2 separate regions of the Homo sapiens genome follow, and region 1 is linked to region 2. A link is a loop called in an ENCODE intact Hi-C map of the cell type or tissue named here. Cell type or tissue: mesothelial cell of epicardium. All regions are shown on one strand. Each heading gives the region's core, and the rest is flanking DNA. Links, peaks and the distances in the headings are about the cores only. Region 1 has its middle 65 kb from the start of MIR4440. Region 2 has its middle 63 kb from the start of TWIST2.

Region 1 (11,882 bases), core at 1,263-9,262, 220 kb before region 2:
AGAGTTCCTTAGGGGCCTCGGAGGGGCTGAGAACCTTTAAGCGGGTGGGGGCGGATCCCTTAGTTGTTATTGTTGTCTTTAACCTGTTGGGCATTAAGGACATTGCAGCAATAGACCTGTGCCCCAAATTGCTGACAAAGGTGGGAAAAAAAGAACGTTCCATCTGGCCGGGTGGGCATAGAAGGGGGTGGAGGGAGCGCCTGGGTATTGTCAGGTGAGGAAGGTCAGAGGGAGCCGTCCACCCACGTGGCCAGCGAAACGGAGCGTGGGAGGAGGCCCACGAACACCTGAGATCAAAACCCACAGGGCACGTGAGAAGATCCCAATTCCAGGGCGCGAACGAAGTCCAGGAGCTTCAAAATTGGCCCGCATCATGAAAACATCCGGCAGACGATTGAAGACTCACTCTTGATGCAGACGCTGACCCGAGGAAGGAAAAGGGTGAGAAACAGCTAGGCAGACACAGCAGAGCGGGAAAGAGGCCGACGCCGACGGAATGCAGGAGGCTTGGGGGTCGGGCCCAGGAGATCTGATCTGAGAGTAACAAGTTACAGGAGCGCGGAAAATCACAGATGGAGGAAGGGCAGTCATTACATATCGGAACTCTCCCCTGAGTTGGGGGACGCCTGCAGAGTAGGCATGGAAGGGCTCACGGAGTTCTAGGTTCAGCTGATGAGAAAAGATGCCCTCTGTGCTATGTCATGGTAACAGCCTCCGAACTCTGCATACACACTGTATTCTTCCCTTTGTGTGACACTCCAGAAACAACAAATTGCATCCATAGTGATGGAAATCAGACCAGTCGTTGTCAGGGGCCACCGAGTTGACTGGGATAGTGATGGAAATTTTAATGAATACATAGATGTATAAACATGTCAAAACATGTACTTTTTAAAATGGATCCATTTTATTGTATACAAATTTTACTAAATAAAATGGAATGGAAAATTATAAGTGCTGTACTTTCTGCATTGAGGAAAAAGAAAAGTCAACCATTTTTCAGTCAAAAGGAATATGTTACCTAAAAAAGCAAAACAATCAGAATGGTCTCAGGCTTCTCATCTACAACACTGCAAGCTAAAAGCAGTGGAAGAGCAAAAGACTGCACCCCAGGAACCCCTGTTCTCAATAAAGAGATTGTCGAAGTGTTAGGAGCAGAAGGTATTTGAAGATACATAAAACCTCAGTGAGTTTATCACCTAAGTGCCTCATCTAGGAAAGCACTGGAGAAACAGTTCTAATGAAATGGCAAACCCAGAAACGACATAGCAGAGACCTCCGGATGAAGGAGGATGGAGAGGAAGGACGCAGTGGCATGAGGAAGCTTCATCTACTCGGAGGCATCCCGAGGGGCTCAGCCGTTCGGAGCAGCGGAGGGGCACAAACGCTGCAGGGTGGCTGGGTGTGGTCTTCACAGGGGACGGCAGAAGCATAAGAGAAACTGAGGCTGCGGTGTGAGTAGGAACCTGGCTGCAGTGAGTTATGGGTTGAGAGAGACAGTGAGTGTGTGTTTGGTGCACATAAGTAATTGTCTTTTTTTTTTTTTTTTGTCTCACTCTGCCACCCAGGTTGGAGTGCAATGGTGCAATCTCGGTTCACTGCAACCTCCACCTCCCGGGTTCAAGCAATTCTTCCTGTCTCAGCCTCCTGAGTAGCTGGGATTACAGGTGCTCACCACCATGCCCAGCTAATTTTTTTTTTTTCAGTAGCGACAGGGTTTCAAATCCTCTTAAGGGCACATTGATAAGTCTGGTTGAAAATAGGATTTGATTCATCCAAAGCAGGAAGAAGTGACTGCTATGAAGGTGAAGGCACAGCCATGAAAGATTGATCATTCTGCAACTCAGGAGGGTCTGTCTAGGGCCCAGGAGCCCGTGTTTTCCTTATTAACCAAAAATAATTAAGAAAGGCGATGATTCCGTCTGCACCCTGAGCTCTGCACGTTGATTTGGTGATGAACGGAGCACCATTGCCATGAGGACAATTGCCAGTCCTTTCCCGACTGGAAGATGGCAACAGCCCTGCCCCATTTCCCCGCCGTATTTATACTGGACTTTAGAGAACTGTGAAAGCCCATCTGGAAAACACTCAAGGCAGGTGAGTGCCCCTCACAAACCCTGTGGAGAACACCATCCTTCCCTCCACCATCATCACCAGCAACAAACGTTTGCTCAACCCACGGTGTGCAAGGCAGAGGGCCCGGTGCTGCAGGGACAGAAAGAGGAATGAGGGACAAATGAACATGATGGAAGGGAAGGGAAGGATGTCTGTGTTCTCCAGGGATTTGCCATCCACCTGGGTGCTGGTCTGATGTCCCTGAGTCACTGAAGCAATGCCAGCAGCATTTTTATGGGCAGAAAGATCAATGCCCGTAAATAGCAGGGCATCCTCCCTGTCAAATAAAGGTGACCTAAGATTCTACCAGTTCGGGCTGAGCTCTGAGTCACCTATTTATTCAAGTTATAATTACTGAGCTCCACTGCAGAGGCTGCTGGACACACCCCTATTTCCTAGAAATGGAACTCTTTCTAGCACCGTGCATGGCTGACTGGAATAAAACTATACCTCCCAGACTCTCCTGTATCTATGGTTGGCCACATGACTAACATCCGCTTCATGGCATGTAACTGGAAGTGTTGTGTGCTGCTTCCCTAAAGGGAAGTGGCTGTGCCCCGAATCATCCCTCCTCCTTCCTGCTGTCTGATATATGGATATATAGGTTAGATCTAAGCAGCCATCTCAGACTACGAGAACACTGGGAGACAGTGGAGCAGAGAGTGGAAGGGGCCTGGATCCCTGTCGGCTGTGTGGAGCCGAGCTGCCCACACCACCTGCACTGTCCACCTTTGGAGTTTCTGCTTGAGGGAACAAAATCTTGTGTGGTTGGGTCAATGGTAATTCGGGGTCTCTGTTCTTTGCTGCTGAACCTAATACTGGTGGATATAAGCGCCTACTGTGCATCAGGACCCTGTGCTAAGGACTGGGACTTTGAGAATGGATAAGAGAAAGACAGCCCCTGCTCCCAGGGAGCTTAGAGTAGAGAGAGAGAAAGAGACAGATCAAAGACATCATGTTACCTGAAATAAGCCAGGCACCGACAGTTACATTCTGCATGATCTCACCCGCATGTGGAATCCAAAAACGTTGATCTCATAGAAATAGAGAGTGGAACAGTGGTTCCCAGAGGATGGATGGGCGGGGGTAGGAGCTTGGTCAATGGGTGCAAAGTTCCAGTGAGACAGGAAGAACAGGCCTGGTGTGCTATGGCACAGCGGGTTAATAAGAATGTATTATATATTTCAAGAGAGCTGGCAAAGAGGATCTCAATGTTATCACAACACAGAAATGATAAAGGTCTGAGGGGTTGACATGCTAACCACCCTGATTTGATTATTATACCACGTGTGCACGCATGGAAACATCACGGTGAACCCCAGAAACATGTACAATTGTTATGTGTCAATTCAAAACAAAAATTTTGTTTAAAAAGTAAGCTAACAAACACATTCACCCCAGCTGATAAATTCAATAAACTAAGGGAATGGCTTGCTTGCTAAGTTAGAGAATAATGGAGACAGACAGAAAATAGCGGCTAGAAAGGGCTTCTAGAAGGAGGCGGGTTTTAGGGAAAGATGGAAAGAGGAGTAAAGGGCATTTTAAGAAATTATCTCCTATTATTAATCTTGGCCAAAATTCAGAAATGGGAAGAGAGAGGCTGATCCATCTGCAGCCAACAAGGGCATTTGCATAGGGCAAGGACCCAACCCCGCAGCAGAGAAGGGGAGCTCCTCCCAAGCCAGGGCAGGTGGTCTTGGGGTGTCCCCAGTGGGTCAAGCCCTGGGGCTGTAGCTGGCTGTGGTCGGGTTGTATTCAGCTGAGGGAACACTCAGTCACTAGCCTGAGTCTCCAGACTGCCTGAGACACAACGGCTCTTTGCATGAATGCAGATTCCTGGGCCCTGCTCACTGGAGATTTCTGATTTTGTGGAATTAAATTGTATTGGTGAGATCTAAAAAGCCCAAGGAATAATGAACTTTCAAAAACTCAGATTTAAAAGGGGTCTCAGGTTGTCCAGCCCAAACACCCACAGGGCTGTGACCCTCTCTCACCCTTACCTGCCTGCACAGCTACCAGCAGAGGCAGGTTCTGCCCTTCCAGGGCTGCAGTCTTCTCCCTGTAGGAAATTGTACTGAAAGGAAATCTGGGCCGGGCGTGGTGGCTCACGCCTGTAATCCCAGCACTTTGCGAGGGTAAGGCAGGTGGATCACTTGAGGTCAGGAATTCGAGACCAGCCTGGCCAGGTGCAGTGGCTCACACCTGTAATCCCAGCACTTTGCGAGGCCTAGGCAGGCGGATCACTTGAGGTCAGGAGTTCGAGACCAGCCTGGCCAACATGGTGAAACCCTATCTCTACTAAAAATAAAAAATTAGCCGAGCATAGTGACAGGCACCTGTAATCCCAGCTACTCGGGGGGCCAAGGCAGGAGAATCGCTTGAACCTGGGAGGCAGAGGTTGCAGTGAGCCCAGATCGTGCCACTGCACTCCAGCCTGGGCGACAGAGCAAGACTCTATCTCTAAATAAAGAAAGAAAGAAATAAGAAAAGAGATCTGACTCCTCTTGCAGGGCTGCCTCTGGAAATACCGAAAATAAGATTAATCTCTTTTCCAAATGAGAAGCTTTCAACTTACCACGGCCCTGGACGTCTCCTCTTTCCCAGGCTAACTATCTTTGCATCCTACAGCCATTTCTCTTGTAAGCTTCACTGGCAGGCCCCCAGTCCTCTGGTGCAGCAGCCTGGGAAGGGCAGCTTCCTCTCGGCCGGCCCGGATTCCAGAGAGAAGGGAGACGATGGAGACGGGAATATGTGTGCTGTGTTCTTCAGAGGGATTCCACATTCAGGACCCCGCTTCCTAACCATAGCCTGGAGATTTCTGAGGAGGCTTCGAAATGATTTAGTTTAACCTCCTGAATTAGTTTCCTAGGGGTGTCATAAAAAATGACCCCAAACTGGGTGGCTTCAAACAACAGAAATGTGTCCTCCCACAGTTCTGGAGGCCGGAAGTCCTACATCACGGCGGCAGGGCTGGTTTCTTCTGCGGCTGTGAGTGGGAATCTCTCCGGGGCTCTCTGCAGCTCCTGGCAGGTGCGGGGAAGCCTGGCTGCTGGATGCATCACTCTAACCTCTGCCTCTGTCTCCACGTGGCCTCCTTCCCCGTGGCTCTGTGTCTTCTCCCCTTCTCTTCTCTTCTAAGGACTCCTGGCATTGGGTTTAGGGCTTACCCTAAACCAGAATGATCTTATCTCGAGATTCTTATCTTAATGACATGGCCCTTGGGCCAACTAGGGGCACACTCTGATGTTCCTGTTGGACATATCTTTTGGAGGTGGCGCCATTTAACCCAGCAGAACTCTTACTTTACAGATAAATGCCATGGGGGGCAAAAGGGGAGTGGCGTGCCCAGGAGTCCCTGCAGAGTTCGCGAGGAACCTGAGCCTCAACAGCCCTGGTCGGCCCTCCCCGCCCTCTCACATGGAGAACACAGAGACACAACCAGGACAGACGATGGTACGCACGGACCCGGCATTGCTGCAAAATGCGAGGCTTCCATGAAGTTCTCAAGTAATTGAAGCTTACCTCTTTAAGGGACAAAATTATGTTCAAAATGCTCTTTTGATAGTAAGCGTTCTAAACCACAGAAACATACTCTCCCAACGTGCTTAAGAGAATACAAGTTTGAAACAGTCCGTCGGCATTTTGTCGGTAACTCAGGGTGGTTGCCGAGGGGCCATTCCGAGCCGGGGCTGGGCTGTGATCCTTCCAGTTCTGCTCGACTGGCTGGGCCGTGGCCCCTGCCTCAGTTGCCCCCACATCGCCGGCTTCTGGACGTGGTGACTGCCAGCTGTTTCCCCCAAGAATTGGCCCTTCTCAGAATGGCAGCCCATTCATTCGCCAGCTCTTAATGGGATGTGTGATGGAATACACTTTGAGGGGGTGGGTGGAGATATTAATCTTTGTTTTGCTTTCTTATTTCTCCCCCTCATCCAATTTCAAGCAGATCACCCGGCTCTTTGTAATTTTTTTGCCTCGGGGATTTTTTTTCCAGGCAGAACGCCAAAGCAGCTCAAAGCCAAAGGCTCTTTCTGTCTTTTGTAAAAACCTAAACCCATTTCATAAAAACCCAAACCCAGGAGGCGAGTGGGAGGGAGAGGGCAAGATTCACTGAGGCTGGGAAAAGGAGGAGGCTGGTGTCCCCAAGGACCTGAGGTCTGAGCACAGCTCCAAGGCACAGCCTGGGAGGGTGGAGCGCACACGGCTGCCCATGTTGTGCCCTGAGGCTCTCATCCCCGGCAAGGATCCCCAGGCATCGGGCAGGGTGGAGGAACAGCCATCAGCCTGAGGGCAGCGGGACTTGCGTGCGAGTGGCACTGAGGCAGTGGTGACAGCTCCCAGCCCTTCAGCTCTTCTGGGCACCATGGAAGCTTCTGGATCCTGGAGGGACTCTAGGAGGGGAGAGAGTTGCATTTTCTGCCAGCCCCACAGGGTGGGGCTCCAAGTTGGGTTTAAGTTGATTTATGTAAACAAAGAAATGAAACTTCCGGATTTCTGGACAGCACGGCCCTACAAGTTCATGCACTGAGGCCTCTTCTCTGCTCCGAATACGCAGCAGCATTAGAGAAAACATATTTCAACAAAACAAGCCAAGCATCACAGACACCAAAAACAGACAGAACAAAACCCGTGGGTGGGGTCTGAGATGGGGCTTCCGGTCCGGAACCAATGTCGGGGAAGTGCTGGCACCTGGTGCAGCCCCCACGGTTGGGAGCAGAGGCCAGCTGACTGCACAGAGAGACCCCCACCCCAGAGAGGGAACAGAAAGAAAATTCCAGCTGAGTGCTTCTCGGGCTTTAGCTTCCACAGATTCAAGGACCAGGAGGTGAGAGGAAGCAGCCTCCTGTCCAGGACCCAGGTAAGGCACCACCAATGCCATTACTCTATTTGTGATTTAGCCGATGCTCTGTGGGACATGAAACCTGGTTCACGGAGGGCATCCCTGGAGGCTGGGCGAAGACCGATGCAAACCCTCAGGGCAGACAGGGTTGAGTGTATGTGAGAGGCGTGGACAGGGAGAGAAGGAGGAGTGTGGAGAGGGACACGGGGGAGAACCACAGCAACAGGAAAATGACCTTAAAGTAAGTTTTTTAGCATCTTAAAGAGGAAAGACAAGAAATAGCCTAAAAAGAGTAATTGGCTATACACAAAACTTGGCAGAAATGAAAAGGATCAGAACTGATGGAAATGGAAAATATCTAATTAGTAAACCTGAAAATTAAAAAGATGCTCATTGAAATAAAAAGGAAACCAGCAAATGCAATAAAATCCTCAGCAAATTCAGGCAAACAGATCTCGGGTGAAACGGAAGACGGACGTAAGGAATTCTCCAAGAACGCATCACACAGCAACTGAGATTTCAAAAGAAAATCACCACAAAAGAGCAGGCAAGAGACTGGCAGAGTTGGCCGGGCAACTCTGGCCCGTCTTGGAGGAGGTCCGGGAAAGAGGAGCATCAGGTGGGGGAGTGAGATTGAACAGACAACGCCAAGAAGGGTCCCAAGCCCAGGAATGACACAACCCTCGGGCCGGAAGCCACTGTGAGCAAGTCGACCAAACATAAACCCCATCTCTGCATGCTGCTGGTCAAATGTGTCCATAAAGTACCTGCTCGCTGTAAAAACACTTCACCTTTGTGCATTTATAAACAATAACAATAACAAAGATAGGGCAAGATACAGGAAATAACGTTCCTTGTTTAGAAAAAGGACGTAGATACTTTAGATTTCATTAGAAAAAACCCAGAGTGCCGAATGTAGACTAAAAATGAAGGATAGTCACTGTCAAGAATAGAAACAAAAATCTACAGCTGCCAAACCATCTTGGGGGGAAAAGAAAAATCCAAAAATGTTATCATGCTTAGAAAAGGCAGAAAAGATAAAAGAAAGCAAACAAAAATCATGGCAAATGAAATATCACATACAATAATAGAAACAATTTTAATTACTTTAGTATTAACTATAACTGTAAAGGGATTAAACTCATGTACAAAAACCGGAGACTACAGGATTAAACCTTCATCCCCCAAATTCAGCTAGATGCTGCTCACAAAGAGACACATAAAACAAGGCAGAGACTTTGTTTTTGTTTTGTTTTGTTTTTCTGAGAGAGTCTCACCCTGTCATCCAGGTTGGAGTCCAGTGGCACAATCTTGGCTCACTGCAACCTCCACCTCCTGGGCTCAAGTGATTCTCCTACCTCAGCCTGCTGAGTAGCTGGGATTATAGGCATGCACCACCATAATTTTTGTATTTTTAGTAGAGATGGGGTGTCACCATGTTGGCCAGGCTGGTCTCGAACTCCTGACCTCAGGTGATCCGCCCACCTCAGCTTCCCAAAGTGTTGGGATTATAGGCGTGAGCCACCTCGCCCTGCCAGTTTTTTTTTTTTTTTAAAGGATGAAAAACAGGAACACACAGCAAATACAGATAAAAAGAAGAGGGTGTATCAATAAGAAACAAGCTAGATTTATGGCAAAAACCTTCACAGCCTCTAAGGACTGTGGGAACAATCCAATTCTCAGGGCTTACAACTACAGGGCGACTTCTCACTCCACCACCCATGGGCTGTGGCTCTGCTCCCTAACGTCCTGGACAGGAGCGGCTCCACCTGGGACATTGCCAGGCTCATGCAAAGAGGGCAGGGAGACTTCCAGAACCACAGGCTGGCTCTCTGTGTTTCTGATGGGAAGTGTCCCACATGACTTGGCCCACACTTCCCTGGCCGAGAAGCCCTCCTGAGCTCAGTGGTGAGGACTGGATCTTCTCACTACGGGGAGGGGAATGCAAATCAGGGCAACCAGCGACAGCCCGCCCTGTGCTGCGCAGAAACACCAAGCCTTGACAAACAAGCCAGGCCATCACCGTAAGCTTGCGTGCATGTAAGGAACAAACATTTTATGCACAAGTAAGTTTTTTCACCAATGTGGACTCAGCACCTCGGGAGGTTGTCTGCAATTTCTATTTGCTATGGGCCGAACATTTGTGTCCCTCCAAAATTGATAGGTTGAAATCCTCACCTCCAGGGTGATGGTATTAGGAGAAGGGGCCTTTAGGAAGTGATGAGGTCATGGGGGCAGAGTCCTCAGAAATGGGATCAGTGCCCTTAAAAAAGAGGCCCCAGAGAGCTCCCTTGCCCCTTCCACCATGTGAGGGCACAGCAAGAAGGCACCATCTGTGAACCAGGAAGTAGCCCTCACCAGACACTGCATCTGCCTGGCTCTTGGATTTCGCAGCCTCCGCAGCTGCGAGAGACAGATCTCACTGTTCAGGAGCCATCCGGGTCATGGCATTTCATTACAGCAGCCTGAACGCACTGACACCTGTTCCTTCTGCTGATACTGAGGGTCATTTGGGACAAGATGGGGAGGCATCAAAAATTATCAGGGGTGGCCGGGCTCAGTAGCTCACACCTGTAATCCCAACACTTTGGAAGGCCGAGGCAGGAGGATTGCTTGAACTCAGGAGTTCGAGACCAGCCTGGGCAACGTGGTGAGACCTCATCTCTATGAAAAATAAAAAAAAAAATTATTTTTTGTGTCTGTGGTCCCAGCTACTTAGGAGACTGAGGCAGGAGAATTGCTTAAGCCTGGGAGGTCCAGGCTGCAGTGAGTCTTGATTGCACCACTATACTCCAGCCTGGGTGGTAGAGCGAGGCCCTGTCTCAAAAAAAAAAAAAAAAAAAGAGAGACTATTGGGGGAAATTGGCATCCGTTGCTTTTGTCTCTGTTCCTACCGCAGCCCCACTCTGCCTTCTGAGGAGGCTGCCTCTGTAATTGAGTCATGCTGGCCACAGCCAACTGGATGGACCAGGGTAGGAAACTGACCCCAGGCCACTCTTGGCAGACTGCCCAGTGGCCTCTGGCCTGACCTGGCAGGAAAGCTCTGCTCCACAAGCACACTCTAAAGCAGCTCAGGAGAGAGTGATAGGGTCTGGTGAGTCCAGCGTGGGGATGCGAGACAGAAGCCAGGAGGGGCAGGAGGAAAGCCAAGTGCTGAGACTGGAGAGAAGGGAAAGGGGCCAGCTGGCCTGGCCGGGGCCTGGAAGTGGAGTACCTGAGAATCAGTGACGGACTTCGTGGCTGAGCAGTGGCAAACAAGCGTGTTCTGGGTAACATTCCCGCCCTCTGAAAGGCCTGCTCTGAGCTCGCAACGTTTCTCCCAGCTTCCTGCGTCTCTCCAGCCCTGACCTCATTAACCCCAGCAACCTGAGTACATCTCTGTTCCTTACAACAGGACCGATCCGACAAACAACTCTGTCACACTCGTAATCTTAATATTAGATTTAATGCAACCCTTGGGATCTTGGGGTGAGGCCGCCTCTCCAGTAGATATTTTTACTGCCGCTCAGAGGGACTTTAAAATTGATTCTCCATTTCATGGCTGTATTTGAGATGCTTAAGATTTCTGGAAGCCCAGGTGCTGCAGCAGAAAGCGCCCAGGGCTTGGAGTCAGAGGACTTGATTTTTATTCCTGGCTTGGCCAGTGTTCAGCCTGTGACCTTGAACGAGATTTACACTCTCCAAGCTGTATTTTCTTCTTGGAATGTGAATATCTTCCCTGCCTACTTGATGAGTTCATATGTGTGCACACACCAAGCAGACACCGGTCTTGTGGGGCTGACGTTTTAATTGGGAAGCTTAGATGGTTCCAGAGATTTGCCCAGGTTCACCCACCTTTCCTGTGCATGGCTGTCAAATGGTGACGTTCTTTCTCCCCAGGCCCCTCCCTCCACACCCCATGTGCTTCTCAGAAAACAAACCTCAGATAGAGGCTTCTTCCCCACCAAATGTGAGCAGAAACAACATTTAAAAGGTGTATAGCCAGGCGTGGTGGTTCACACCTGTAATCCCAGTGCTTTAGGAGGCCAAGGCAGGAGGATCACTTGAACCCAGGGGAGTCCAGCCTGGGCAGCATAACAAGACCCCAGCTCTACAAAAAAAATACCCAGGCATGGTAGCACATGCTTATAGTCCCAGCTGCTCAGGAGGCTGAAGCGGGAGGATCACTTGAGCCTGGGAGGTTCAGGCTGTAGTGAGCTGGGATCACGCCACTGTACTCCAGCCTAGGTGACAGGGTGAGATTCTGTTGAAAGAAAGAAAGAAGGAAGGAAGGAAAGAAGGAAGGAAGGAAAGAAAAAGAAAGAAAGAAAGAGAGAGAGAGAAATAAATAAATAAATGAAGGAAGGGAGAGAAGGAGGGAAGGAAGGAAGGAGAGAAAGGAAGAGAGAGAAAGAAGGAAGACAGGAAAAAAGGAATAAAGGAAGGAAGGAAGGAGGGAGGGAGGGAAGGAAGGAGAGAAGGAAGGAAGGAAGGGAGGGAGGGAGGGAGGGAAGGAGGGAAGGAAGGAAGATTATTATTTCCTAAGGGTAGGAAATATTCAGGGTAGGTCCCCAGCAGGGGTTGGGGGTATGTTTTGCTGCCTTTGCTGGGGAATCTGCAGATGCATACAGGGACTGGTCTTTTTTGCGGGGAGAGAGCTCCCAGGACTGCTGGGTCTACCTCACCTCCCAGTAGCTGGGTCTAGACCTGGTACAATTAAGACAGGAAGGTGACCCAGGCACCTGCCGGTGCCCTGCACCATGCCGAGGGAGTGTGGTTCATAGCACCTCCTCCCCTAACTCACAGAGCTGCGGCTCTTTCCTGTCCTGCCTTCACGGGAGGCTTTGCTGCTGAATGACTGGGAGTTTAGGGAATGCTGTGCGTCTCTGGCATAAAGGTGCATCCCTTTGCCATCTGTTCTCGGGAGCCACAGCCATTCTGCCGGGGAGCG
Region 2 (11,882 bases), core at 2,700-10,699:
GAGACCAGGGCCCAGGGCTTCAAGAGCAGACAGGCAGGGAAATCCCTGGCCCAGGACCCTTGCTAGGCAGCCACCGGCCTCCTCAAACGCTCCCCCTTGTTGGCCCTTTGGCGGCAACAGTGTCTCCCTCTTCAATGGAGAAGACCGGGTCCTGCAGGGGACTTTTTAGCCGATTTTTTTCCCAGCTCGTATTGTGCAGGCTCTGAGCTGTGTTTATTTGGATCTTTCTGAAGAACCCTCTAACCGTATTCCATGTCTGTAGATGTGTTTGGCAGAGTTGTGCGGTTTTCATCTTCTTCTTTTTTAAGTTGCAAATGCTTAAAATTCTGCTGGCTTTTTAGCTCCCAAGGGAACCCCCCCATCTCCAGCCCCCATGTGCCGTTGCCATGGTGATCTCCCTTTCCCTTTAAAGTCTGGAATGCCGCATTCCATAAGATTTGCACAGAAAGTCGCTTGATCATAGGCAAAGGCCTGTCTGTCCGTCTCCAACATTCTGTATCAATAAACACGCTCTGAGACCCTCTCTCTGCCTTGCTGTTAGAAATCAGGCTTTGACCCTCATCTGAGGGACTCTGGAAGGGTCCAGGGCAAACGGGGTTCGGCCTGGTATTCGCAGATTGTCTCCCGTTCCCTTTCCTCGGTACATTAGCATTTTCATCTATCGTCACAAGAATATCAGTGTGAGTTAGAGCAGCGGTGCAATTATATATGCAGGGGAATGCAGCCCCAGGCTCCAAATATTGAATTTTACACAGATACTAAGGGCATGTAAAATGTTAAAGTACATTTAAGTCCTCAAATAAATAACTTTAATTACATAAAGAACTAGATTTCAAGGAAATTACGGTTATTTGCTATAGGAAATTAACCTCCAAGTCATGTTTACGACTTAATGGATAGTCATTTTGGGGAGAATTCTCTCTTCTTTGAGTCTACATGTTCAACCCTTTTCTGAAACAGGAATAGGACTAATTGCTCTTGAGTGAAAGATTGTTGTGTATTTTGTCTCAGATCAGATGGATGAAAGTAAACAAAAGATACAATGTTTCCTTATACAGAGAAGTTGCCTCCTCAAAAAAAAAAAAAAAATCCCACAATCAGAATAAAGCATCAGGAATAAGACCACCATTTTGTTATAACACAACATTCCTCTGTATTAAATAATGACGGGTTTTATGTTTGTTACTGAGCAGAGTTTTTTTTTTAATTATTTCAAGAGCATGTCCTTTAGTGTTTATAACTGGGCTGACTGTGATATTAAACAGCCAGGAGGTGTTAGCAGCTGATTAAAGGAGGGAAAGGAGACCCTGCTAATTATACGGCAACCTTAGAATCGGTTTCTCCCGCTGAACTAGAGGACAAGCCACACACCTGCAGAACTTTACCAGCAGGAGCAGTGCTGGGACCCAACTCAGGCAACCAGCTCTGCTAATGAACCCAGAAAAAGCACACAAACTTGTTTTCCCTCCAAGACAGAGACAACACAGTGGGGTTTTCAGAAGTGTGTGGTGTGGAAGCAGCCAGGTGTAGCCACTGCACAAATGCAGTGGGAACACTCTCGTATGATAAAATCAAAGACGATGTCGCCTGCTTCCACATGACAGATCCAGGAAACTGCAGGATAGAATCACGCTCGTGTGCCTGGGCAGGGAGAGCTGGTTCACCCATGTCTGAACACTGGGACACCAGTTCTCCTCCAAACATCTTGGACTACTTAAATGCAAAGGTGAGTCTGGGTGTGGCTGAATTTGTGCATTGAATTTCTTTAACAGTAAATGTCAAGTGGAATACGGCATCAAGCTAGTTTCAGGAAACTTTCCACTCCAGTTATTTTGTTTTCTAATTATATGATATACTTTCTATCACAAGGCCCACTAGGATTTTTAAGTCTGATTTTTTTTAAAAAGTATTTATTATATAACAAGTTGATGGGCCAAGCACCTTCATTGTAGCACTGTGGCCATGCTTTTTAGAAAAGTGTTCTCCATTGCCATGATTGTGTTTGCATATCTATGCATAAATATGGGCAAAATGTTGCGTAAAGTTAAGCATGTACTAGAATTAGAGAAAAAAATTCTCAATTCTAGAAATGTTTGGAGACAGAATACTCTTTCCATTGCTAATTTAATGCAGGTTTTAAAAATGTTCTATAACTTTACAAAATTACAGATGGAAAAGATTTTTGTCCTTCTTCTTTATCTAGACAAATTCAGGAAAGCCCGGAGGCCTGGTATAGATGTTTCATCAAAAATTTCACCGTGCTGTGTCAGAAATCAGAAGACAGAATTTAGAACCATCCCGTTTCCTCTGCAGAAAGCTTTTCAAGAAGATACACTCGGAATTAGCAATATTTCCACCAAAATATGAAGTGTAAAGAGAGCCTTCAATAAAGCCACAGGTTTGATGTTTTTTCTTTTTAAAAGGAAAAAAACTAATTTAAAATTATTTTTAAAAGAAAAAAACCACAAGATAATGAAAATGAAGTTATACCTAGGCTGATATTGCATTTGCCAATATTTTACTCCCACTGTTTAATCATTTTAATAGTTGCATTTAAGAGTTTAGGATATTCAAACCTCACCCAGCTATAGCAAAAAAAAGAAAGCTGTGTGATTTAAGTAGTGTCCTTTTCTGCATAATTTTAAATTAGTTTTTATTTTTAATTAATTGTGAAATTGCTGGTGAGGCTTTGGTGCCTTCTTAACTGCTATAATGAACAAATTCATTTAAACTTCAATTTAGCAATCTACAGTTTTCTAAGAGCTCAAATAAATGAAAATTCAAACATAATTTTAAAAAAGGATTCCATTAACTACAAAAGGGTCTATATCAAGTTTATTAGAAAGTATGGAATTGCTACAAGAACACATTTTCAATTTTATAAATTAGTTTTCAGAGGCTTAAGCAGAACAACACATAGAGAGAAAAAGTAGAAGTTTGTTGGTTAAAAAAAAAAATCCCATTCTAATGAACCGAGGCTATAGCTTAAAACACAGCCAAAGCTTTAAAGCTTGGTCGTCCAGATTTCTGTGTGACCATTTTAACACAGGGCATCTCTAGTTCCCAATGGAAATATTTCTTTTCCGGCACTTTCATTTTCTGAAACAATTTACTGGAGTTTCATAAAAAGAGAATAACAGCTTTGTGTTTCATTGTTGAGGATTTTACTTCACTTTACATAACTTTTCCTCATTTCACTTAGTGGCTATTTGAGGAGCTTGACTGAACTCTAGGTAACCTCTTAGGTTATGCCTGCTGGATTTCAGGGACCTGGAGCTGCTGGTGCTGGCAGGCCAGTGGTGACTCGGGGTGCCTGTCTGACCGCCTAGGAGCTGGGACTGGGCTCTCTGCGTACATACAACTGCATGGGGGACAGGGGACTTCTGCCTTTGTTTGGACAAAGGATGCGGTAAGACCAGAGAAAAGGAAGGCTTTACCTGTGGCTCTTTGCACTTTTAATACTCTAGAAGGAAATAGTGAGTCTACTTTAATGGAAAATAGCGAATCTTTTGCAGGACTCAAAAAAGGAAGTTTGCTAAGAGCAAGGAAATGTGAAGGAGTTGGAGCGACAGCGTTAGAACATTTAATTTGGCTTTATGTTGTAATTATGACTTGCGGGAAGTGGCCTGGCGTGTATGAATGCTGTTGCTGGAAAGAGCACTTGAGCATCAGCGAAAATTCTGAAAGCTGTGTTTACAACGGACGCACACACAACAGAAAGCAAACCGTGGAGACGAGGGTTTTGGAAACGTGCCCTCCTCGGCATTCATTATAACCAATAATTAATTAAGAGATTTTTTAAAGTCCCTTCCTTGGCATCACGTTCCTCAGTGAGAATGCGGATGAGAAGTCAGAGGTGTTTGGGACATAAGTGCAAGTAGTTACGGGCAGGGTTTTTCAGTTTTGGTTTTTAAAGAGAATGAAAACGAAGTGGGGAGACAGCGGCACAGTGTGCGGTGCCCTGCCGGCCAGGCCACGCTTTCTCCACCCTGACTCCCACGTTCGCTCAACAGTATGAGAACTTCACGGTAACATGGAAGGGATCCCCGCACTCCCTCTAATGCTATTTCTGTTCGATGCGTTCTTTGGCTGCGAATTTGAGAACTGCCTTTTTGGCAAAGCCAGTGAGTTTTGTGTTTTCAGATCAACCGAAAGGACGTTGACTTTCAGGTTCCCGATCCTTCTGAATCCAATCCCAAATTTAAAACAGCATCCGATCCTGGCTACAGCCTGAGCTGGGCCCCAGGTCAGCCAAGCTTCCCAGGTGGAAAGGAAGGAATCCAGGTTGCCCAAGATGCTGTGGCCTGGGTGACAGTTACCAGCCTCCAGAGAGGCCTCAGCCTTCGGGGTGCCTTGCTCAGAGCAGGCACATACCTCTCACCGCAAGAGCCATCTGACCATGGTTACTCGACCCCTCCCCCAGAGTGAGTTCACTGTCCACCAGAGGGGACAGCTCCCACTGCCAGGCTTCGGTGAAACCACGTGGACTGTGGAAGCAACCCAGTGTCCACTGATGAATGAATGGAGAAACGAAAGGTGATTTATCCGTAGGGTGGGACAGCACCCGGCCTTGGAAAGGAAGGGAACATGGACGGCACCTAAGGATGTTCTGCTGAGTGAAACAACCAGCCACAAAAAGACGAACCTTGCACGATTCCACTCACATGAGGAAGCTAAGGGGTCAAAATCATAGAGACGGAAAGTAGGATTGCGGGTGCCAGGGCTGGGGGAGGAAACAGGGAGTTCGTGTTTCATGGGGGACAGAGTCTCATTTGGGAAGATGGAAAGTTCTGGAGCTGAATAGTGGTGACGGTTGCACAGCAGCGCAGATGTGCTTAATGCCACTGAAGTGTGCACTTAAAATGATAAAAATGGCAAATTTTATGTTATGTATGTTTCACCACAATAAAAAAGGGAATAGCATTTTTCTTGTCAAATGGGGCTGGTGGTAGCTGCTCTGTAGCCTCATAAAGAAGTTCCTAAGTTTTTTTTTTATTTCCTTTTTTTAAATTTGGGTTTAAAACTGCTGTTTCCTTTTTCACTGTGGTAAAATATACATAACATAAAATTTACCATTTGAACCATAAGTTAGCCCAGGCCCTGCTTCTGGCCCCTGCTCTTCCTGAGTCCTGGTTGGTGCCCCCTTCATCCGTCCATACTTGCCACAAGCCCCTCTTGTCCGGTCCTGGGCACAGAGGTCCTGGTGGAAGAGACAGTCCCTGCCCAAGAACAGGGAAGGACATAGATGGGAGAAGGGACCCACTGCCCAGGGGACCAGCACCAGAGCTCAGCTCTCGGGCTCCCTGCGTGGCCCTGGCCTCTCGACCTCGCTGGACTCAGTCTCCTGACGTCTCCAGTGAAGAGCTGGAGTGGTGAGTCCCAGAGCCACTTCCGGCATGGGACAGAGGCCTGTACCTCAACACCAGCGATTTGCTGTGTGATCTTAGGCAAGTCAATATGTGTCTCTGGGACATACAGTGAGTTGTCTAAGATCACACAAACCCCCCACCACTTTAAAAAAAAAAATGGAGGGGATTTGATCAAGATCATGTCAGGATCCTTTCCAGTTTGGACATCCTGTGATTTTGGAATCTTCACCCACAGTTCTGAGCTTTTAAAAAATCCACATTTGTGTTATTTCCTTGTGATAGGGGAGAATAGCCCTGATGTCAGATCTCACTTGCTTATAGTGCTGTGTGCGTGCACATGTGAATAAAGGAATGTTCAGAAACGCTTTTCCTAACAGAGAACCTGTTCCCCGGGGCCAAGCGCAGAGTCCGTGTAACTTGCCTTTGAAGTGTGTCACCTGCTGCGTGACCACAAGAGGGCGGTGCATGCAATGGATTTTGTCAGCACGCGGGGGCCAGAGCTCACAACTTTAATTTGAGAGTTTTTCTTCCCTGGAGTCTCTTGCAGGGTCTTTCTCTGGGAGGCTCAATGCCTCCCGCATCTTCTTCAACAGGCTGAACACACATGTGGAAGCAGCTGAAGAACTGAGACTACTTAAAAGCAGAATATTTTGTAATCACCAAATAGAATCCATTTCGTAATAAAACTGGCTACAAAATATTTTAGGGTTCAGTATGATACATCACAAAGTAATTTAGGCAAGGAAGCACACCAGGCTTAAAAATCAAACGTGGCACCCTGCAGGTTTGCAGCCATGCCTCCAGCAGGCGGGTCGGGTTGGCGAGTTTCTAAACTTTGAGGAGGGAAGGCTGGGTGGCCAGGCTCCATCCAGAGCCTCTTGGCTCACTGTGCCGCCAGCAGTGTAATTGCATCCTGGTGTGACCCACAGGCTGTATCTACAACACTGCGCTGGTGAAGCAATGCTGTTACTAGATTTGAAAACAGGCAAAATGGCTCTGAAAGGAGAGAAAAATGGAAAAGCTCCTTTCCCCAACATTCCACTCCTCTGTCTTCATGGCCTCTGCGTTGGTCCAGCCAGAGGGATTATTTGAGTCCTGTGTCCCAGCCCACCTTTCCCTGGCTTAATGGTGCAGCCACACCTCTGGTTGAGAATACACGCCTGTGTAACTCATTGATTCTGATCTCCTTCATGCTCAGCACCTGCTTCCTTTAGCATCCCCAATGCAAGCGCTTCGAAGCCCATGCTGACAGCCTGGTCATATATCCTTTGGCCCCTCTGCATAAGTAGGAGAGGGGAGAGCTCCTCCTAAAAGTGCTGTGCCCTTAGTAACTGACTATTATTGAATTAGAATGGTGGAGTGAGGAGTTCCTCTCTGCCAGGCACTGTCCTAGGATTTGCATTTGTGAAGAATCACTTGCTTTCCAATTGACTTTGTAACTTTATTTGTGATTGGTTTTCAATGGCAGCCAACATTTCTTCTTTAACTTCCTCTATCTCTCGCTTTTTCTTCCTATGGTCATCTAAACACCTTGAAAAGATGAAGACATCATATATGAAAGTTAAGGCACCATGGGTCATGCATCTTTTAACTATAATTTTGTCCTGGGATCTGCTACCGACTGGTGCTATCAGTAGTCGATAGCACAGTGCTAGAGCAGAGAAGAAAGACTCCACACAGCTGGGATTAGAGACAAATTTGTTACATTCACACTTCAACCCAAGTTTGTCAGACACGTGTCTAAACGACCCATGAATTATTTATTAAGCAAACATTTATTAAAAGCCTACATTGTGCAAAACGAAGTCACTGAGCCTTAAGGATGTGATATGAATTAATTCAACAGGTTCCTTGGCCTCAAAACTATCACCGTGAGAAACAAGACACATATACAGATGTGTGTGAAGAGAGCAGTGACACTTCTTCAGCTGGTGACAAATGCCTTCAGCGCCCTTTGTTACTCCCAGTTAAGTTCATTTGCTCATCCGTTCATGTAATCTACGCGCATGCAGTTTCCACTGAATGTCAGGTGCCATGTCAGGCATGGGGGTGTTGAGATGAGGAAGGCTGACCTAGTGCAGATGGACTGAGTGTAAGGTGCCATGTCAGGCATGGGGGTGTTGAGATGAGGAAGGCCGACCTAGTGCAGTTGGACTGAGTGTCAGGTGCCATGTCAGGCATGGGGGCGTTGAGATGAGGAAGGCCGACCTAGTGCAGATGGACTGAGTGTCAGGTGCCATGTCAGGCATGGGGGCGTTGAGATGAGGAAGGCCGACCTAGTGCAGATGGACTGAGTGTCAGGTGCCATGTCTGGCATGGAGGCGTTGAGATAAGGAAGGCTGACCTAGTGTAGATGGACTGAATGTCAGGTGCCATGTCAGGCATGGGGGCATTGAGATGAGGAAGGCCAACCTAGCGCAGATGGAGAGAACCACAGCACAAAGACTTTGTCACAGACCAAATTTACCCTCCATAGGAAACAAAAACACACAAAAAGCAGACCAAATATGAAAAACAACGGTCTTCCGAACACTGGAAGGAGGCAGTGAAGGACAGTGATCCCTGTGGGATGGGAAGGAAACCATTGAGCCCTATGGTAGCCCAATGCACTGCCTTGAGTTTTCAGGCCACAGAACAAGAAGGAGGCATCTCCTCCACTCAGGCAGAGCCCAGCAGACTCTCTGAGTTGGGAAGATAGAGATTTCGGGGAGACCAGTGCAACTACCCTTGGCAGGGCAGAGTCCCAGAGAGGAGAGAATCCAGAGATCTGCAGAGGCTCACCTTCAGGATTGGCGGGTGTGTGTGAGGAAACTGCCCAAGACCGAGCAAAGAATCACCTTAAAGATGAAAGGAAATAATGCCTGGCACTCACATCGGTCTGCAAATAGCACCTGTGCCCACATGACAAACTGGAAATCTCAGAGGACATCGGGTGGCGTATCAGTACTTGCCTGAGTATTGGAGAATAAGTACCCTTAGTGTAAACGAGGTTCCGGTTCCACCTAACAAACTTCAAAAGTAAGATCCAAGAGGATCAAGAAACTCAGTCGCATCCCAGAACAAACCTCAAGAATATGTGCAGATATACAAAAACACCCAGCACCCAACGAGATGAAATTCTCAATATCTGGCATCCAATCAAAGATTACCAGGCAGATAAAGAAACAGAAAAATATGTCCTATAATAAGGAGAAAAATCAATCAAAACAGACCCAGAACTGATGCAGATGTTAGAATTAGCAGACAAAGAAATAAAAGTTACCATAACTGTATTCCATATGTTTTAAAAGTGGAGTAAAGATGTGGAAGATATAAAAAGGACAAATTAAAGTTTTAAAGATGAAAACTATAATGGCTGAAATGAAAAACACACTGGATGGATTCATGGCAGGTTACACGTTACAGAATAAAATATTAGTGAACTTGAAGACACGGTAATAGAAGCTCTCCGAAATGAAACATAGAGGGGAAAAAAGTCATTTTTTCTTTTTGAGAAGAAGTTGGGCCAAGTTTCTTCTTTTTAAGTTTTGTTTTTTTTGTTTTTGTTTTTGTTTTTGAGGCGGAGTCTCACTATAGCCCAGGCTGGAGTGCAGTGGTGCGACCTCCGCTTACTGCAAACTCTGTCTCCTGGGTTCACGCCATTCTCCTGCCTCAGCCTCCCGAGTAGCTGGGACTACAGGCACCTGCCACCACTCCCAGCTATTTTTTTTTTTTTTTTGTATTTTTAGTAGAGACGGGGTTTCACCGTGTTAGCCAGGATGGTCTCGATCTCCTGACCTCGCAATCCGCCCGCCTCGGCCTCCCAAAGTGCTGGGATTACAGGCGGGAGCCACCGCACCCGGCCCTTTTTAACTTTTATTTTCGGTTCAAGGTGCGTGTGCAGTTTGTTACGTAGGTAAACTGTGTGTCACAGGGGTTTGGTGTACAGATTATTTCATCACCCAGGTAATGAGCATAGTACCCAATAGGTAATTTCATGATCCTCTCTCTCCTCTCACCCTCCACCCTCAAGCAGGCCCTGTTGTCTCTTGTTCTCCTCTTTGTGTTCATGTGTCCTCGTTGTTTCACTGCCACTTATAAGTGAGAGCATGGTATTTGGTTTTCTGTTCCTGCGTGAATTTGCTTAGGATCATGGCCTCCAGCTCCATCAATGTTGCTGCAAAGGACATGATTTCATGCTTTTTTATGGCTGCATAGTATTCTATGGTGTATGTTTTCTTTATCCAGTCTACCATTGTGGGGTATTTAGGTTGATCCACCTCTTTGCTATTGTGAATAGTGCTGCAACAAACATACGCATGCATGTGCCTTTATGGTGTTTTTTTAAGTGAAAATTGTATCAGTGAGATATGGTACAACTTCAAGTGGCCTAATATATGTGTAATTGAAGTCCCTGAAGGAGAGGAGAGAAAGTGGGATAGAAAATATATTTGAAGCAGTAATGGTCAAAAAATTTTCCAAATTTGATGAAAACTATAAACTGATAGACCCAATAAGCTCAATGAGCCTTAATCTTGAGGAAACTACGTGAAGAAAACCACACCAAAGGCAGGTCATAATCAAACGGCTCAAAGCCAGTGATGGACAGGACAATCTTAAAAGTGACCAGAGAAAAGTGGCATTTTGCATGCAGGGGACGGATGATAAGATGAGAGCAGATTTCTCATCAGAAACAATACGGGCAAGAAGATGGTGGAGTAACACATTTAAATTACAAAAACGAAAATGCCATGAGCCTAAAACTCTACGCCTGTCTCCATTACCTTCCGAAACTAAAGGTCAAACAGAGTCTTTTTTCAGAGGAACTCAAGCTGAAAGCATTTTTCACCAGCAGACACACTACAAGAAATGTTCAAGAAAGTCCCATCAGAAGAAAAATGACACCAAACGGAAATTCGGATCTACACAGAGGAATGAAGAGTACCGGAAACAGTAACTATGTGAGTAAATATATTGATAGTTTTCTTATTATACAGAATCTCTTTAAAATAAAATTGACCATTTAACAAAAATAATAACAGAGCATGAGGTTCCTAACATATGTATAAGTAAAATGAATGGCAACCTTAGCATCAAGGCTGGGAGTGAAGATGTGAAAGTATACTATTGTAAGGTTTTTATACTATACCTAAAGTCGTGTATTACTTCAAGACAGACCGTCATAACTTAGAGGTGCATATAGACCCTAAGGCGATCACTGAAATAACAAAAGAAAGAATTATAGGGCTGGGCGTGGTGGCTCACACCTGTAATCACAGTACTTTGGGAGGCCGAGGTGGGTGGATCATGAGGTCAAGAGATTGAGACCATCCTGGCTAACACGGTGAAACCCCGTCTCTACTAAAAATACAAAAAATTAGCCGGGCGTGGTGGCGGGTGCCTGTAGTCCCAGCTACTCTGGAGGCTGAGGCAGGAGAATGGCGTGAACCCAGGAGGCGGAGCTTGCAGTGAGCTGAGATTGCGCCACTGGACTCCAGCCTGGGTGACAGAGCGAGACTGTCTCAAAAAAAAAAAAGAAAGAATTATAGCTAATAAGCTATATGAGTGGATAAAATGGAATCATAGAAACTATTCAATTAATCTAAAAGAGGGCTAAAAGGGGAACAAAAAACAGATGAGACAAATAGATGATAAGCTTAAGCTGAACCATATCAATCATCATATGAAATCTACACTGTCTAAATGCCTCAATTAAAAGGCAGATGTCAGCTTTGATGAAAAGCAAGTCTATGATGCTTACAAGAAACCCACTTTATATAGAAAGACAAAAAAATATTAAATGTAAAAGGATGGAAAAAGATACACCATGCTAAGACTAATCAACCATAAATCTGGAGCGTTTACTCATCAAAGTGGACTTCAAAGCAAAGAATATCACCAGGGATAAAGAAATGAATGATCATTTCATAATGATAAAGGGATCAATTCATCAAAAGGACATAACAATCCTAACTGTTCATTTATCTTATTATAGAGCTTCAAAATACACGAAGCGAAATCTGACAGAACCACAACAAGAACTAGACAAATCCATAATTGTCAACAGAGATTCCAATATCGTCAATAATTGATAGAACATATGGACAGAAAATCAATAATGATATAGAAGAGTTGAACAGCACCTGCTGCCAGGTCTGTCCACCCAGATCATGGAACCAGCTCCTCCTGGCTTGGCGCACAGCCACAAAAGACCTGTCGCCGGGACCACCTGCAACCGGTTTCCATCATCCTCCAGCACATGAGGTGTATTTCCACTTCTTTCTTCTTGTATAGGACATTTCTGCCTGCAGCGGCCTCCTGACTAGTCTCCAGATTTCCAGGAATTCAAAGACCCAGTTTGTCCTCCCAACCCTTAGTGGGCAATTAGTCTTCATTTTCAGATGTGCGACTGAGGTTTGGGAGCTGACTCGAGCCACACAGCTGCATAGCTGGGGCCAGCGTCCAAGCTCAGGGGCCTCTGCCTGTGTCTTGTACCCTAAGTCCTGGTGTCCCTGCTGTCCCTGGGTGCAGCTG

What was found. Peaks named below come from ENCODE experiments on the same cell type or tissue, not always from the same donor. Only the 100,000 strongest peaks of a DNase experiment are listed, where the experiment ranks them.
Region 1: a loop joins it to region 2, with 9 times the contacts of the local background. A loop is called at or near these places in 2 of 110 quality-filtered maps.

What each region holds. Positions count from the first base shown.
Region 1 is chr2:238,997,715-239,009,596 of GRCh38, reverse strand. No RefSeq gene overlaps it. Among named protein-coding and RNA genes, the nearest start is that of MIR4440, 65 kb to the left of the region's middle. In mesothelial cell of epicardium, for the core only: no CTCF peak of the experiment used is centred there; DNase peaks (open chromatin) are centred at 2,136, 4,798, 6,160, 6,389 and 2 weaker places.
Region 2 is chr2:238,779,123-238,791,004 of GRCh38, reverse strand. No RefSeq gene overlaps it. Among named protein-coding and RNA genes, the nearest start is that of TWIST2, 63 kb to the left of the region's middle. RefSeq lists an enhancer at 7,014-7,517. In mesothelial cell of epicardium, for the core only: a CTCF peak has its summit at 5,810 (motif pointing right); a DNase peak (open chromatin) is centred at 5,824.